Linked DNA regions of Homo sapiens: region 1 is linked to region 2. The links are chromatin contacts, found by Hi-C or POLR2A ChIA-PET in ENCODE. All regions are on one chromosome and are shown on one strand. The core of a region is the stretch at or near the end of the contact, and the rest is flanking DNA. Distances in the headings are between cores, read along the strand shown.

Region 1 (4,700 bases), core at 2,128-4,627, 1.9 Mb after region 2:
ACCTGTGATTCTTGAATTACTACCTGGAAAAATAGATGCTAAACACTGTGAATTGAACATATGAATGGTGTAGAGAAAAAAAGCTTGCAAATCATTGCTATGAAGCTTAGCATGGCATTCAAAACTCTGTTGTATAATCCTAATTCGACCTGCTTTCAATACGATCTCCAGGCAGAAAGCAAACTTATTCTCATGAACTTAAACTGATCTAAAAACATAAATGACTATTTATGACTATTGAGTGAAAAGTTTTTGCAAGACTTATTGAATTTACATATATGTGCATATCCACTATATTTTATACTGATGCAACATGTTTTCAATCTCATTTGTTTTTAATGTTTGCTATTTATTATATCTAAGTAATACTCAATCATTAAAATTTAATTCATTGCTAAAATGAATTTTAACTTTTTTCCCAGCTTTATTGAGGTGTAACTGCTAAGACAGTAGATATTAAGTATTGCTGCTGCAACATCTATTTTTAAAGTTCTTGGGATATGTTCATAAAACCTGCAGGCCATGAAATAACTGGCATTTAAAAAAAATAGAAACATATCTGGAAACAAATCAAACTAAGGTTCAATTTACAGGTTCTTAGTCCAATTATAAGCAACCCCTCACTATTTTAAACTCTGCTTATCAGGGCCCCAGGTTTACTATTCTAGCCTATGGGCTATTTGACTTTTTACTTATTAACATTATAACAGTGGCTGCAGAAGATACAGAAGTAACTAGGGGTGGCGGTGCGGGGCAGGGTGGCGGTGCGGGGCGGGGCGTGGAGACCAGAAAGTAGATTATTTATAAAATACTACATAATTAATTTGAGCTTTTCCTGTTCTATATTACCATACATCAAAGTTGACTATCTATTTTATACATAAAATTAAAACAGATGTGTGTGTATACTAGAAAAATGATAATATATACAAGCATATGCTAACATAAAAATAGTAGGCTGGCAATAAAATTATCATCCTCATCTACTCTTTACTGCCCCCCCTCTTAATAAATATGTTGTTCATTCTTTTTAAATGCTCATAAATCATTTTGGCCCTATAAATGTGACAATTCTTTAAATAAACTATCAGTGTGGTTCCAGATTATCCTAGAAGAGCAGATGACATCCAAAAAGTCTAAGAAACCATATTAACTGTGACCAAGAGAAAGTATCCTTGGGAAAAAAGTAAAATTAAGACACTCAACTAAAATGGCACCTAATAATACTGAACATAATTTTATGAAGATAATAATGATAGATGTTGTTTTTCCAAGACATATGACATTGTTAACCAAAGTAAATTAACTTTCCTACAAAATAGGGCCACTGTTAAAAGTTTTTTTCTCCCTACATAAGTTATTTATTGGGTCCTATACAGAATTGATCTCACCTTTTTCAACATTATCTAATATGCCTGAAATGTGAGTAAATGCGGGAGAATCGTGATCAACTAAATTAGAGGATTTGGGAAGATTACGCTAAAGAAGATTTTTATGTCATATTAAGGACTTATAAATTTCTCATATAAGTAATGATAACCCACTGAAAGACTTCAAAAACAGAAATCACAGGACTGTACTTTTGAGTTATGAAGATCCTGGTGACAGTGTTAAAGGTGTGAGTGAGATCAGACTGGAAAAAGAGCTAACAATTAGAAGAAAATTATGAGTACTTAAATAAAAGGGAGAGATGACTCTGAAGGTAATTTGGCAGTCAACTGAAATGCATATACCCAGTAGTTTCATTTGTAGATATAAACCCAGAGACATAATCCCACATATGAATGAATACATTGCTCTAGAAGCTCACTGTGCTGATATTTGCAATATAAAAAAAGTAAAAACCTCAATGAACACCAATAGGGGAATGAGTATAGATGGACTATCAAACAAGAGTTAAAAGGAATGAATTAGATCTATCTATCTATATATGTGTGTGTGTGTGTGTGTATATATATATATAATCATGGTTAAATTTCAAAAATAAAATGAATTAAAAATTAAGTTGCAGACAAATGTACACTGCAGCATATTATTTATGTAAAACAAATAAAACAGCATTATATATGTTCTATTTACCTACAATGACTACAGTCCCTGAGTGCTTTCTCAAGAAATAGTGCCATGTACTATTTTTTTTTTTTTTCCTGAAGAAACAGTGCCAGGTACTGCTCTAAGCACTTTGGATTAACTCGTTTCTTCCTCACAACATCCTTATGACATAGGCACTGTTACTATCCCATTTTATAGATGGAGAAACTGAGGCAAGGAGTTTCAGGATCTTCTCAAAGGCTTGCAGATAAGAAGTGACAGAGCCAGGATTCAAACCCAGGCAGTATGATCCAAAATAAAAAAATGTAAAACTGTAAACATTTCATGCCAAATTCTGAATGCTGTTGATTCTGGACAAGGAAGTGTCCAGGATAGGTGAGTAGAGGTAGAAGGAGACTTTAGTTATATCTGAAATATCTTTTAAGGATGTAGTCAAACAACGTTTAAACAATGTGTTCATTTTTTCCCATAAAAAATGTAAATATATTTAAAAGTCTAGGACAAAAGATGCTAACATGCCATTCTGTCATGGATGACTACGGTTGATGGAAATATGGGGGACTATTCTTACAACTTGTTTGTAGTTTTCAGTATCTTTCAACTTTAAAAAAGGCAATATTGTATGCGCAACTATTTTCTTTCAATTGTTTTTAACTGACGAATAAAATTTGTTCCAGTCCCTTTAAATCTAAATCTTTCTCAACCTTGACACTATTGACATTTTGGGCTGGATAACTGTTGTGAATTTTCATGTACACTGGAGGATGTTTGGCAGCTTCCCTGGTCTCTATCCACTAGTAGCCAGTGAGCATCTCTTTTGCCCCCGGCCCCTAGCAGTGGTGACTAAAAATGTCTCCAGAGGTTGCCAAAGGTCCCCTGGGTGGTAAAACCGCCCCCCCCACACACACCCCCCCACCCCCCCGGCTGAACACAACTACCTTAATAAGCCGAAACACGCTTTTTTTAACTTTATATAATTATTTGAGATTAAAGATTTCAGAGATATTTTGCTCATTAAGCATCTCACACTCCAAGTTGGAAGGATACTGAAGGGATGAAAAAAACTTCAAGCGAATGTAGCACTTAAAATCCAATTATCATTGCAAGGAATGACAGACCCAGGTCTCGGGATGCCCGCTTCCTTCCCTCTCTCCCGCAATGCGGGGACAAGGGGAGGAAATCCAGCCCCATCGCCCCCTCTGCGAAGTCCTGGGAAGGGAAGACTCGCCAGCCCCATCCTACCTCAACGCAGCGGCAACATACCGGAGGCCCCACGTCGATACGGTATCCATCTGCTCCAAACCTCCCGCCAGCGCGCTGCATCCTGGGAGGCCGGGCGGAGGCTGCGTCGAACGCAGAGGAGGCGGAGCCTAGAAGCCAGCCAGGAGAGGTGGCCAAGGGAGGCTGAGGAGGCGGGGCCCTGGGGAGTGTTGTGAAAGCAGAGAGCCCGCGAGCTCTCTAGGGCGGAGCTCCGCGGGGGAAGCGCCGGCGATCTCGCGGCTGGCGGGGGCGGGACCGCAGTGCGGGGGATGTCGCGGGGCGAGGCCAGACGAGAATCGAATGGGACCTAGGCTGAGGGCCTGGTCCCGCCTCCAGACCCAGGCGTCCGCATTGGATTGGGCGGTGCGGCGGCGCTTCTGTCCGCCTTCCGGTGTCACGCGACCGCCTCCCCCTCCCACCCTTCTCTGTCTACCTCTGGGCGGGACTGCCGGGTGATGAGATACTCGGTCGGCGACGGTAGAACGGGCGACGGCGACAACCGCAATCACATCCACGACGGTGATCATGGCAGAGGTGAGGAGCCTATTGCACCGCCGCTGGCCCCCCGGACCCGGAAGCCGCCTCTGAGGCCCGGGGACCGAGCGCCCGTGTGCAGGTGGGCTGGGTTGAGGGTAAGCGGGTTGATGCAAGTAGTATCTAAGGTCCCATCGTGTCTCCCATCCAGAATCACGCCCAGAATAAAGCCAAGCTCATCTCTGAGACCCGGAGGAGGTTCGAAGCTGAGTATGTGACAGGTGGGTACTCTGTTCCAGGTATTAAGAAAGGTGTGCAGTGAGCATCCCCAACTTTGCTGGAGTGTTTGTGAGTGTATTTGTGGGAGGTGTTAGGGACCCTTTCGACCCTCACAGGAATGATGCTGGGCACGTCTCAAAGGTTTTCCTCTCCATGACAAGCCGTGTGCACTGCTTCAAATGGTCAAGTGGTGTGTCCCATGCTCCCTTTAAAGGGTTAATGTAAGTTGGAAATCGGTTAAGTTTTTAGCATGCCCTCGTGTTTATGGAACTTGCAGGATACTTGTTAGGCCCACAACACGGGTGACATTGTCCAGTCCACGGTTCCACTGCTGGCCTTTCACCAGCAACACTAGCGAAAATGTACCTGGAAACTGCCATAATACTATTGATGTGTACTTAATTGGGTATACAAATTCCTTGGATATTTTGTTTGATTTGGCTTTCATACAACCCAGCATGCTACCCACAAAATAGGCCCTCCAATGCTGGAACAAGTTCTTATCCCAAACTGTATCTTGCAAAGTACCTATGAGTCCAGAATTGATTTATTGGTTGAACATTCTGTGTCCAGATGTCACAGATACTTGAGTTGTCAGGTACTTAACTGAATATTTAATGCTTGTACAGTAATTT
Region 2 (4,429 bases), core at 1,547-4,046:
CACTTCAATCTCTCCCTTCTCTTAATTTCAATTCCTTTCATTTTCTGGTAGAGACAAAGGAGACATGCTTTATCCATGGACCCAAAACTCTGGTGCCGGTCACGGACTGGGAAGGCAGCCTTCCCTTGGTGTTTAATCATTGCAGGGATGCCTCTCTGATTATTCACCCACGTTTCAGCGGTGTCAGACCACCCAGGGATGCCTGCCTTGGTCATTCATGCTTAGCGGCAAGTTCCGCTTTTCTGTGGGAGGGGCAAGTACCCCAACCCCTTCTCTCCGTGTCTCTACCCCTTCTCCACTTTTCTGGGGGAGGGGCCAGAACCCCTCAACCCCTTCTCCTTCACCCTTAGTGGCAAGTCCCGCTTTTCTAGGGGGCAAGAATCCCCAATCCCTTATTTCCGTGCCCCGACCTCTCATCTCTGCACCTCAACCCCTTATTTCCGTGCCCCGACCCCTTTCCCGCTTTTCTGGAGGTTAAGAACCCTCGAACCCCTTCCCTCCATGTCTCTACTCTCTCTTTTCTCTGGGCTTGCCTCCTTCACTATAGGCAACCTTCCACCCTCCATTCCTCCGTCTCCCTTAGCCTGTGCTCTCAAGAACTTAAAACCTCTTCAACTCACACCTGACCTAAAACCTAAATGCCTTATTTTCTTCTGCAATGCCGCTTGACCCCAATACAAACTTGACAGTGGTTCCAAATAGCCAGAAAATGGCACTTTCAATTTTTCCATTCTACAAGATCTAAATAATTCTTGTCATAAAATGGGCAAATGGTCTGAGGTGCCTGACTTCCAAGCATTGTTTTACACATTGGTCTCTCCCTAGTCTCTGTGCCCAGTGCAACTTGTCCCAAATCTTCCTTCTTTCCCTCCCGCCTGTCCCCTCAGTCCCAACCCCAAGTGTTGCTGAGTCTTTCTAATCTTCCTTTTCTACAGACCCATCTGACCTCTCCCCTCCTCCCCAGGCTGCTCCTTGCCAGGCCGAGCTAGGTCCCAATTCTTCCTCAGCCTCCGCTCCTCCACCCTATAATCTTTTTATCACCTCCCCTCCTCACACCCGGTCTGGTTTACAGTTTCATTCCGTGAGTGGCCCTCCCCGACCTGCCCAGCAATTTCCTCTTAAAAAGGTGGCTGAAGCTAAAGGCATAGTCAAGGTTAATGCTCCTTTTTCTTTATCAGATGTCTCCCAAATCAGTGAGCATTTAGGCTCTTTCATCAAATATGAAAAACCCAGCCCAGTTCATGGCTCGTTCGGCAACAACCCTGAGACGCTTTACAGCCCTAGACCCTAAAAGGTCAAAAGGCCGTCTTATTCTCAATATACATGTTATTACCCAATCCGCTCCTGACATTAAATAAAACTCCAAAAATTAAATTCCGGCCCTCAAACCCCACAACAGGACTTAATTAACCTCGCCTTCAAGGTGTACAATAATAGAGACAGCCAAGTAGCAACATATTTCTGAGTTGCAATTCCTTGCCTCCACTGTGAGACAAACCCCAGCCACATCTCCAGCACACAAGAACTTCCAAACGACTAAACCGCAGTAGCCAGGCATTCCTCCAGAACCGCCTCCCCCAGGAGCTTGCTACAAGTGCCAGAAATCTGGCCACCAGGCCAAGGAATGCCCGCAACCCAGGATTCCTCCTAAGCCGTGTCCCATCTGTGCGGGACCCCACTGGAAATTGGATGGAAATCGGACTGTTCAACTCACCTGGCAGCCACTCCCAGAGACCCTGGAACTCTGGCCCAAGGCTCTCTGACTGACTCCTTCCCAGATCTTCTCGGCTTAGCGGCTGAAGACTGACGCTGCCTGATTGCCTCAGAAGCCCTGTAGACCATCACAGATGCCAAGCTTTAGGTAACTCTCACAGTGGAGGGTAAGTCCGTCCCCTTCTTAATCAATACGGAGGCTACCCACTCCACATTACCTTATTTTCAAGGGCCTGTTTCCCTTGCCTCCATAACTGTTGTGGGTATTGACGGCCAGGCTTCTAAACCTCTTAAAACTCCCCAACTCTGGTGCCAACTTAGACAATACTCTTTTAAGCACTCCTTTTTAGTTATCCCCACCTGCCCAGTTCCCTTATTAGGCCGAGACACTTTAACTAAATTATCTGCTTCCCTGACTATTCCTGGGCTACAGCCACACCTCATTGCCACCTTTTCCCCTAGCTCAAAGCCTCCTTCACATCCTCCCCTTGTATCTCCCCACCTTAACCCACAAGTATAAGACACCTCTACTCCCTCCTTAGCGACCGATCATGCACCCCTTACCATCCCATTAAAACCTCATCACTCTTACCCCGCTCAATGCCAATATCCCATCCCACAGCATGCTTTGAAAGGACTAAAGCCTGTTATCACTCGCCTGCTACAGCATGGCCTTTTAAAGCCTATAAACGCTCCTTACCATTCCCCCATTTTACCTGTCCTAAAACCAGACAAGGCTTACAGGTTAGTTCAGAATCTGCGCCTTATCAACCAAATTGTTTTGCCTATCCACCCCGTGGTGCCAAACCTATATACTCTCCTCAATGCCTCCCTCTACAACCCATTATTCTGTTCTGGATCTCAAACGTGCTTTCTTTACTATTCCTTTGTACCCTTCATCCCAGCCTCTCTTCGCTTTCGCTTAGACTGACCCTGACACCCATTAGGCTCAGGAAATTACCTGGGCTGTACTGCCGCAAGGCTTCACAGGCAGCCCCCATTACTTCAGTCAAGCCCAAATTTCATCCTCGTCTGTTACCTATCTTGGCATAATTTTCATAAAAACACACGTGCTCTCCCTGCTGATCGTGTCCGATTAATCTCCCAAACCTCAATCCCTTACAAAACAACAACTCCTTTCCTTCCTAGGCATGGTTAGTGTGGTCAGAATTCTTACACAAGAGCCAGGACCGCACCCTGTAGCCTTTCTGTCCAGACAACTTGACCTTACTGTTTTAGCCTAGCCCTCATGTCTGTGGGCAGCGGCTGCCGCTGCTTTAATACTTTTAGAGGTCCTAAAAATCAAACTATGCTCAACTCACTCTCTACATTTCTCATAACTTCCAAAATCTATTTTCTTCCTCATACCTGATGCATATACTTTCTGCTCCCCGGCTCCTTCAGCTGTACTCACTCTTTGTTAAGTCCCACAATTACCATTGTTCCTGGCCCAGACTTCAATCCGGCCTCCCACATTATTCCTGATACCACACCTGACCCCCATGACTGTATCTCTCTGATCCACCTGACATTCACCCCATTTCCCCATATTTCCTTCTTTCCTGTTCCTCCCCCGATCACGCTTGATTTATTGATGGCAGTTCCACCAGGCCTAATCGCCACACACCAGCAAAGGCAGGCTATGCTATAGTACAAGCCACTAGCCTGCCTCTTAGAATCTCTCCTCATTTTCTTTCCATTGTGGAAATCTATCATCAAGGAAATAACTTCTCAGTGTTCCGTCTGCTATTCTACTACTCCTCAGGGATTATTCAGGCCCCCTCCCTTCCCTACACATTAAGCTCGAGGATTTGCCCCCACCCAGGACTGGCAAATTAGCTTTACTCAACATGCCCCGAGTCAGATAACTAAAATACCTCTTAGTCTAGGTAGACACTTTCACTGGATAGGTACAGGCCTTTCCTACAGGGTCTGAGAAGGCCACCGCAGTCATTTCTTCCCTTCTGTCAGACATAATTCCTCAGTTTAGCCTTCCCACCTCTATACAGTCTGATAACAGACCAGCCTTTATTAGTCAAATCAGCCAAGCAGTTTTTCAGGCTCTTAGTATTCAAGGAAACCTTTATGTCCCTTACGGTCCTCCGTCTTCAGGAAAAGTAGAACGGACTAAAGGTCTTTTAAAAACACACCTCACCAAGCTCAGCCACCAGCTTAAAAAGGACTGGACAATACTTTTACCACTTTTCCTTCTCAGAAGTCAGACCTGTGCTCAGAATGCTACAGGGTACAGCCCATTTGAGCTCCTGTATAGACGCTCCTTTTTATTAGGCCCCAGTCTCATTCCAGACACCAGACCAACTTAGACTGTGCCCCAAAAAACTTGTCATCCCTACTATCTTCTGTCTAGTCATACTCCTATTCACCGTTCTCAACTACTCATACATGCCCTGCTCTTGTTTACACTGCCGGTTTACACTGTTTCTCCAAGACATCACAGCTGATATCTCCTGGTGCTATCCCCAAACTGCCACTCTAAACTCTTGAAGTAAATAAATAATCTTTACTGGCAAGGCTATGCTGAACCTCCTTAGGCACTCTCTAATTAGATGTCCTAGGTCCTCCCAATTCTTAGTCCTTTAATACCTGTTTTCTCCTTCTCTTATTCCGTTTAGTTTTTCAATTCATACAAAACTGTATCCAGGCCATCACCAATAATTCTAAATGACAAATGTTTCTTCTAACAACCCCACAATAT

Evidence for each region. Hi-C counts contacts between places; a loop is a spot of excess contacts on that map. ChIA-PET counts read pairs that join two places held with the same protein, here RNA polymerase II (POLR2A). Pooled maps may share reads with other maps.
Region 1: a pooled map shows a loop between it and region 2 (2.6-fold over the local background). The contact joins the promoter of FANCB here to the promoter of TLR8-AS1 in region 2. A Hi-C loop is called at or near these places in 1 of 168 maps with a recorded cell type or tissue (endothelial cell of umbilical vein) and 10 of 50 pooled maps. POLR2A ChIA-PET finds 5 or more read pairs at or near these places in 1 of 52 experiments (T-cell).

Annotation. Positions count from the first base shown.
Region 1 is chrX:14,869,692-14,874,391 of GRCh38, forward strand. It overlaps FANCB (FA complementation group B), which reads right to left and starts at 3,378. Exons shown (of 10, transcript NM_001018113.3): 1 at 3,295-3,378. MOSPD2 (motile sperm domain containing 2) reads left to right here and starts at 3,730. Exons shown (of 15, transcript NM_152581.4): 1 at 3,730-3,846; 2 at 3,998-4,067. The coding sequence starts at 3,838. RefSeq lists a silencer at 3,468-3,697.
Region 2 is chrX:12,940,504-12,944,932 of GRCh38, forward strand. TLR8-AS1 (TLR8 antisense RNA 1) reads right to left here and starts at 2,797. Exons shown (of 5, transcript NR_030727.1): 1 at 2,675-2,797; 2 at 1,715-1,831.